2 separate regions of the Homo sapiens genome follow, and region 1 is linked to region 2. The links are chromatin loops, found by intact Hi-C in ENCODE. Cell type or tissue: PC-9. All regions are shown on one strand. Each heading gives the region's core, and the rest is flanking DNA. Links, peaks and the distances in the headings are about the cores only. Region 1 has its middle 60 kb from the start of NGF-AS1. Region 2 overlaps NGF (nerve growth factor).

What was found. Peaks named below come from ENCODE experiments on the same cell type or tissue, not always from the same donor. Only the 100,000 strongest peaks of a DNase experiment are listed, where the experiment ranks them.
Region 1: it touches region 2 in a loop (2.7-fold over the local background); 1 of 110 quality-filtered maps calls a loop at or near these places.

The regions. Positions count from the first base shown.
Region 1 is chr1:115,221,108-115,225,500 of GRCh38, forward strand. No RefSeq gene overlaps it. Among named protein-coding and RNA genes, the nearest start is that of NGF-AS1, 60 kb to the right of the region's middle. In PC-9, for the core only: a CTCF peak has its summit at 2,076; DNase peaks (open chromatin) are centred at 1,624 and 2,074; H3K4me3 peaks cover 694 bases; H3K27ac peaks cover 2,612 bases.
Region 2 is chr1:115,298,011-115,302,403 of GRCh38, forward strand. All of the region lies in intron 1 of NGF (nerve growth factor), which reads right to left. The region is part of intron 1 of NGF-AS1 (NGF antisense RNA 1); the gene reads left to right. Among named protein-coding and RNA genes, the nearest start is that of NGF-AS1, 17 kb to the left of the region's middle. RefSeq lists an enhancer at 1,959-3,158. In PC-9, for the core only: no CTCF peak of the experiment used is centred there; a DNase peak (open chromatin) is centred at 2,351.

The DNA of each region.
Region 1 (4,393 bases), core at 243-4,242, 77 kb before region 2:
GTTCTGAGATACCTTGAAGAATTTGTGGGCAGAGGGGTGGGGGGATGTCACCTTGTGATGACAAATTGGGTGGAAAACTTTTTAAATAATGAAGTCATATACGTGTAATGAAGTGTTTATTGCACTTGAGGATTCTTTTTAAATGGAATGTGTTGTAAATTGTTGGTAATGTTTCTATTCCTTTTCATTATTTTCTCACCAGTCTGGGAGTGGAAGAGAATTTTTTCTTCCATATGCAAAGTAGGTTTTAAAGCATCCCTCTGGGCCAGCTCGGCCCTCCGAGGTGACTGGTGACTCCAGTGCACCTGAGGAGTCTGATTAACTTATGGATATATGTATGGGAGGAAAACAGAGAGGAAAAGCACAGATGGGCTCCTGAGAACCGGGGCTATCATTCTGGGACAGGGGCATGTGGTTTTTGACACCCTGCTTGGGGACACTGCCTTTATACCCCCAGTGGCAGCAAACTTGCTACTTACTGCTTAGAACACAGAAGCATTTTTTTGTTGCTGCAGTTTTGCTAGACTCCTGAAGGGGAAAAAGTCCTCTCGTTTTTACATTGCTTTGGCTGTTAACCCTTCTGAGTTGAGTGTGAGGTTGAGATCTTTGGCCTATTGGGATGGACAGCTTGCTTTCTTGGGCTCTTTTGAAATGTAGCTTCATGGCTCTCTCCCCCTTCTCTTCACACAGTCCTTTAGGAATTTCTGGAGAGGTAACCTGGGGTCTCCCCAAGCTTCCTGCAGCCCAACCAACCAACCCACCAACCTGGCTGATGCATATGTGGAATATCGGCTTCCTGTTCTCTGAAGGGCAAAAAGGACACTGAAGTATAGCCTACAGGCTCTGCGGCCCAAAGCTCATTAAGAAGATAATAGATTTAGGCCAGCCGCAGTGGCTCACGCCTGTAATCCTAGCATTTTAGGAGGCCTAGGTGGGTGGATTGCCTGAGCTCAGGAGTTCGAGATCAGCCTGGGCAACATGGTGAAACCTCGTCTCTACTGAAATACAAAAAATTAGCCAGGCCTGATGGTGTACGCCTGTAGTTCTAGCTACTCGGGGGGCTGAGGCAGGAGAATTGCTTGAACTGGGGAGACGGAGGTTTCAGTGAGCTGAGACTGCATCACTGCACTCCAGCCTGGGTGACAGAGCAAGACTCTGTCTCAAAAAAAAAAAAAAAAAAAAGAAGAAGAAGATAATAGATTTAGAAGACACACAAATAATTGTTTAAAAGAATGGCCCTAATGTGCTGCAGTCTGAGGTGGAAGGTTAGTAAGGTCTGGACTTCCTCGGAATATGACTGAGTTTTCAGATCACGTGAGACGTCTTCATGGAAGACATTGAGGTAGTTACCACATCTTCTGGATGTCCCACAGCCAACAGCATATCAATTTGGGTGAGTTTTAAAGATTTGGCCCTGATAATGGCACCCTGACTTGAAGTCCCTGAGAACCCAGGGATATTTAGGAAGGTCATATGACTTCCAAAGGGTCCCTGATTGAATGCTTTCTCTCCTAATCATGGGGAAGAGGGTGGCACAGCATGGGGCTAAATCCTCACTCCATCCTTACTCATGTTCAAACAATCCCAGACTTACTGATCCATGAAATGTGTCTCAGGTGTGTCTGTGGTTTCTGGGTTAGGAAGTAAATGGACTTTTGCAATTCTTTCTTATATAAATAGGAAAACTGAGATTTAGAAAAGTTGTGACATGCCCAAGATTGTGACAAAGCCAAATAAGAACTTGGTTCTCTGAACTTTCAGGCTCCTTCAGACATTAAAAGCAGGAATTGGATTAGTGTAGCTGCCGGAGGTTTCCCACTGTCTCCACTCCCAGTTTCCACGTGCATTTCCTCTGGTGCTCATCAAGTGTACAGTGCTGCTGTGGTGAGAATTTGTCAAATGAGTCTCCAGTCTCAGAAGGTCTATGTAAATGGGGTTTCAAGTCATCACAGGGACTGAATTTAGTCTCAAGTACCATAAAGAAAATACTTTTAAAGCTCTTCTAAAAATAAAGCTCCTCTGAAGAGATGTTTGGCCTGTGGCTAATGTGTTTGGAAACATGTTTTCTGTAAAACTCAACCTTATTCATCTACTTGCAAATCCAGAAAGACAACTTTCACTACACACATCAGGGCTTGTCCCAAATTTTCCCTACTCACAGTGGAAGATGCCGGGGTGTGAACCATTGGCTTAAGGTGCCTCTGCCTCCCTTTCCCCAAAACAGTTTAGGAAGGGAGGGTTTGGGTCTAGTGTCCAGCCTGGGCTCAGCTTTGGATGCTGGCAACCTGGACCTAGGCACACCAGGGAGGCTGCTTTCTTTGCCCTTGTCTTGCCACTTCCCATCTCCCATGTCATAGGAGGAGCTTGGAAGGAGCTGAAGGCCGTCACCTTCCTACAAAGCAGAGAGATCCTCTCTCCAAGAACGGCTTTTGCTGCCCTCTGGGTCCTGCTATTTCCATGGCTCCTGAAGAATCAGCCTCTGATATTTCAATTGCCCCTTCATCAGAACTGTCAAACCTGGTGAATCTCTTCTCTTTTTCTCTGGCTCACTCTCTCTAAAACACGCATCTTAAACAAGTTTTAAAATCCCTGAAGAATGGCAGAAATACAAAGAACTCAATTCCAAATAATATTGTCATGTTCTGCTGCATAGTTGAGGTAATCACCGTTAAGTAAGTGCAGGTATGGGTGACTCTCTAAGACAAGGATGAAAGTACAGTGGACAGGTGAGCCCATGGCCCAGGACTCAGGCACTCACAGCCTCCCACGTTTCTTCTCTATTTCACAATTGCTGATCCAAGGCGGGAGGGGTGCCATTCATGTGTGGCATTCACATGAGAGAGGTGGGCATTGTGGGTCCTCAGTGCAGGGCCTGTTGTGTCCTCAATGAACCCAGGATTGAGTCCCACAGTGGACAGACTTTGCCAACTTTTATAAATCTCTCTCAAGACACTCTCCTCCAATATTGCACCTTGAACTGATGTAATTTCTTGTAGCGAAAAAATTAAAATCTATCCTTTTTGACCTTCATATGCAACATGCATATCAAGAGAGTTGTCTTAGCAGCAGCAATTTTATATTGGGAGATTTGAGCATGGACTGGCTGTTGGGAGAGCTTTATGAGGCATTCCATGATGTCTTGGCTTTAATTTTGCTTTTATTTTGATGTGACAAGATGTGTTGGACTGAGATGCCTTTGGGCTCTAGCCCTGGAATTTACAAAAAGAGAATACTGCAGGGTTATGGTGGGGGTGAGGCTGGAAGATGTTACCCACTCACAAAGCTTCAGCACAGCAACATATGTTAGAAGAATAAACTAACATTGGAACAGTAAATACACACATACACACACACACACACACACATACACACACACACACACAGAGTGGGAGAGAGTGAGAGAGAGTGCAAAGCCAGTGTTAAATCCTGGACATCCCTGCAGGGTCCTCATGCCTGCCTTTTTCTCTTAGTCTTGTGGGGGTGGGGAAACTCTTTGGTATTCTCCTTTCTCACTTGTAGGAATATAAGGAGGAAAGGAACCAGAAGTAAAGTGTCTGGGCCTCTCTCAGCCATGCTTTTCATTTCCACTTATTATCTAAAGTAATTCATTACTACTTCTGTGCTCTCTTTTCATCTTTTCCTTGAGCCTCCCCTGAGCTCCCTTGAAGGTGGCAGGTGACAGGCTGGCTTGACCAGAACAAAGACAGTTATCCCTGGCTGCCGCCTGTTTCCCAATGGGTGCCTGCCCTGTCTTGTTACACTTCCTCTGTGTGTCTAATTTACACTGCAAGCCCTCTGGGCAGTGGCTTTTTTTTTCTTTTTTAAAAAATTATCTGCTCTTCTCTGCTTACGACTGAAGTTTAACTTCTGCACCCCAACTCCTCCTCATTCTTAAGAAAATGCCAACAGAAAAATATTAAAATGATTGCTGCTGTATGTAAAGACAGAAGGGTAAAACCGAGGCACTGGAGGCTTTGGGTGGGTATTGATGGAGGTCTGGGAGCAGCTGGTGATTGACAGGGAGAAGAGCTGAATTAGTTAAGGAAGGGTCTCCTGGGTTTTGCTGGGAGTGGTGGCCAGACACAGACAAGGACAAGGAAGAAGGCCAGGACCTCTGATTGCTTTTCTCAGAACAGAAAAGATATTATTATTTGAACCTAGAGGCTGGGCAGTTTCCTGTCATAGAAAAACTGACTGGCCTCATGGCCAGAGAAAGGTACCAACTACTTTCTTTGGTATTTATGGTTCTCGTATCCAACGTAGGAAGTTAGGGCTAGACAACATCTGGAAGTATCTGGTAGAAGTATCTATTTATTTAAATCATCCATCCATTCATCTATCCATCCATTCATCCACTGATCCATCCATCCACAATGATTAACTGCAGTGAAAG
Region 2 (4,393 bases), core at 206-4,205:
AGATTATCAATAAATTAATACATCTCAGAAAACATAAAGTTCAGGTGTGGTCACATTATAAGCCACAAGAAGGTCTGAAAATATAGTTGACAAACCCTCTGGGGAATGTTGTCCCTGTCTCTCCTGCCTGACCCACGCCCAGTTGTCTAGATATAATTGACATTTGTGAATTGGAAGGTTTTTGTTTGTTTTACTCCTTGCATGCCACTTAAAATGTTCTCTGGCAATGCCCATTATTGACCATTATTAAGGCCATTACCAAGCACATCAAATCATCTCAAAATGGCCAAAGTTGATTTTTTCCCCCCAAAAGAACTCTTAGTCAGCAAACCTCATGGTTGCATTCCATACTAGAAAAGATTTCAAATTCCTTTTCCCATTGTGGACAGACTCCGAGTAAGGACTAACAGAGAGAGGGGATTCAGGGGAATAGTTACAGCCAGGAAGATCATAGCAATCACACCAACAATCATTCTTATACCCTCAACAACATGTCCTTAATCCAAGGCATTCCTAGTGAGTTTCCCTACTCACAGAGCTCTCCTGGGCAGAAACTAGGAGAAAGGGGGCTGCGGCTGCCCTGGTATCTTTGATGTAGTGCAAGCTGCTCTTGGGACTAGCCATTGCTTTGGAGCACATGGGAGGACTGGTCCCAGAGGTCTTTTTGGCCAAGTGTCCCTAAATCTTTGGTGTTAAAAATTTCAGCACATGGTCCTTGGACTTAATGATAGGCCAACCCACTATTTGGTAATAGCCAAATCGATCACTACATTGAAGATGCCAGGGCAGCCACAGCCCCCTTTCTCCTAGTTTCCACCCAGGAGAGCTCTGTGAGTAGGGAAACTCACTAGGAATGTCTTAGATTAAGGATGTGTTGTTGAGGAAATAAGAATAGTTGTTGGTGTGACTACTGTGATCTTCCTGGCTGTAGCCATTCCCCTCAATTCTCCCATCTCTCTGTTAGTCCTTACCCTGAGTCTGTGCACAACAGGAAAAGGAATTTGAAATCTTTTCTAGTATGAAATATAATATGAGGTTTGCTGAGAAGGAGCTCTTTTTTGAGGGAAAAATCAACTTTGGCCATTTCAAGATGATTTGATGTGTTTAACTATCTAGTGGTTTTGGCACATCCAATAGGAAAATAATACATCTGGTACCAAGGACTTAGGAAGACGTTAAGGTTCAGTGAAATTGCTATTCTTTTTGATGAAAAGTTTCAATGCTGACAATTCTAAAGTGCCCTGGCAATTTTCTTAAAAAAGAAATGGTCCTATGGCTCTTTGGGAAATTTGTGGGTAAATTTCCCACAAAACCCTTTCTAGCACTTCCCCAGAGAGTCAGACAGCTGTAGGTAGGAAGAAGTTGTTGTGGTTGGCTGACCTCAGCTTGAGAATCAAAGGGCACTTGCTATGAATGAGAGTGGCCTTCTATTGTGTGTGGCGAAACACAATCTGCATGTTCACCTGACTGGAGGAATTCATGAGCTGTATGACGGCCCACACCCCAGGGAGGTTTTCAAAGTGTGGGTAATTACAACAACATTAATGTGGTGGAAGATAAGACATCTAAACACACAGCAGCCTTCTGTTACAGAGTTGAGGGCAGAATATTTTTGCAAGAATGTAGGGCTAAATAATAGTCCTTGTAGTATAGCCCCTCAGCTTAGTAATACTAGTAATACATCTATAATCTACATTTGAGTGCCAAAAACAATCCAATAATTTTTCAAACTTTTCTGAGACCCTAAGAAAACATCTCCTTGGTTCCAACTGGCTAATCCTTAAACCACACACACAAAAATCTATTTCAGTGATGCTTTTGGCCTTTCGCTGATCCGTTGTTCCCATACTTAGGACTAATAGCAGACAGCGGTACTGGGAACAATGACTCTCAGGTTCTCATATAATCATAACAGCACCTATGGAGTCAAGGTTCGCATGTAATCATAACAGCACCTATGGAGTCTCCAGGCTACTGCAGACCTTGAATGACCACCTAGGATTGAACACGTGAAAGAAAACAAAACGGTGCCAGTGAATGTTAACACTCAGATCCAAGCCCTTTATTCTATTTGCTTTATAGGATTGAATGTCCTCGGCTCTTCTTGAGCTAGCCTTTTCCTCTCAGTGTGTGGTATGTTTTCTAAGCAATAGGTCAAGAAATGTTACAACACATAAGACTATAATGCGATTCAGATGTAACTTCAGAAATTAAGACAAGGTAAGGATTCATAGCCCTGAAAAAGACCAGGAAATATACTGGCTTAACTGACACAGGGGATTCTAGTGCTTTAAAAAAGGCAGGCAGTCCATCCTTCAATTAAGGAGGGATAAGGGATGAGTCATGGGACTTGAATGTAAGGATTCGAGTAAAATGCCACCCTTACTCATTAAAGTGTCCATTAGATGAGGCCATTTCTGTTTGAGCAGCTGGACTTCAGTTTCACTGCAAAAATTGCTGCACCTCTACCAACCTGCATCCAAGAAAACATGGATCACAAGCAGTCAGCACCAAACACATCCCAAGGGAAACCGAATCTGAGGACACATCAGATACCGTCCCACTCCACACCACTCTGGAGTGACAGCTGCCATCGCGTCTTGAGCTCCCTTGCTCTTCTGCAGTGACATTTCCTGGCTTGTCTGCTGACTTCACACCCAGAAAATCTGACTCAAGGCATGAAAGAGATAACTCAGCCCAGCTTTGCCCAGGCATGCAGCACATGCAAATCCTAGGTAACCTGAGGCGAAGAGCTGGAAATGAAGAATTTACTTCCATGAGTGTGTTTGTCAGGGGGCTTTGTGCTGTTTTAGCTACTTCCTGTGCATGGCTTTAACTATCTTAGTCCCACATGGGCTCCTATTATGCAGTAACACATATGACTTATGGGGAATGCTGGAATGCCATCAGGGTGGTTAACTCTAATGAAGGGCTATTTGACAGGGATTTTCGAGCTTATGTTAAGGAGTTTCATCTAGCTCTTTCATTATCTCAGGAGGAAAGGTCAGGAGAGATGAAAACCTGCTGTCCTTTCTAAAGTCACTTGGTTCTCATATAATTATATTTCAGAATATTCCCAGTCTTTTAGTGTTTCTTCTTTTAAGGTTGATTTGATAATGACAACATGAACAAAATAAAAAGTCTGCATTGGGGAAATTTACTCTGGAGCTAACGAGAGACCCACAGAGAGCATCTGTCTCTAGAGACCCAGAACATTGTGAGTAATTAGAAATTCCAGAGATGAGGGCAGACATTTTTCCTTCTCAATCACCACACAATCACCGCACTTCTCAATCTTTAGCAAGAGACTTAACCTCTCTGCCCCTCAACATCTTCTTTCAAAAATCAAAACGTTATACCCTCCATATTGGATTATTGAGAGGGTTAAATTGAATGAGCATTTAGCACAGTGCCTGGCATCTAGTTGGTGCTACATAAATATCAGCTATTCTTATTAATATCATTAAAGACATTTGGCCAGAATCAGGCAGCTAGTTACTGGCAGATCTGGGTGCAGAAGAGAAAGTGATGCCTCCTGTTCATCCCATGCCCCCATCTGGCCCTCTCTGGCAGGAAGAAATCGCCGCTTTGTGTCCCAGTCGTGATTGGAATGGCTGGCCATGCACATGCTCAGTGGAACTGAGCAATTGTAGAACGCTCAGCCTGCAGCTGTGGGGCGATTATCTGCAATCATTTGCCAACAAAGATGCTGAGTAACAAACTGAAACGTTTGTTTTTGAAATATCCATTTTCTTCAGCCATGTCGCAGTCAGAGGGAGGAAGCTGCTCCAGCTATGGCTGTGTTCATCAGGGTGCTGCAATGTTTAGCTATCACGAAAACTTGCCAGGCACTGTAAAGTTAATAGCATCTTTGCTTAAGTAATTGCTGCCTTGCAGAAAAAGTGAATCACAAGGAGAATACAACATGGATGGTATCCTCATGATCAAATTTATACTTGGTTATCCAGGGATTTGGGACAAGTTTAGGCATCTGCTGGATTAACTTCTTGAGGTCTTAGGAGTATTTCTATCCGTGGGGCTGTCCCAGTGTAGGCACTTAATGAATGTTTATTGAAAGGAATTGAAGACTCTTCCCACAGCTGCGCCAGTTTATTCAACCCAAGTAAATCATTATTTCATGTTATACTGGGAAATAACAAGTGGTCCCAATTCACCTTCTTGGATAACTGGGTGAGCCTCCCTTTCACTTTGGCTATGTAGTGTTTTATTTAAGAAGGAGAGTGCCACACTGGTGGGCTGACAGGTGCGCCACAGAGGAACTAAGAATCTAAGACCCTCGTTCCACCTTCTTTATGAGCACTAAAAGTGTACATAGGTGTTGTGCAAAACAGACATCCTCCTTACTTCCAGCTTGTTCATTTTTCTTGTCCAG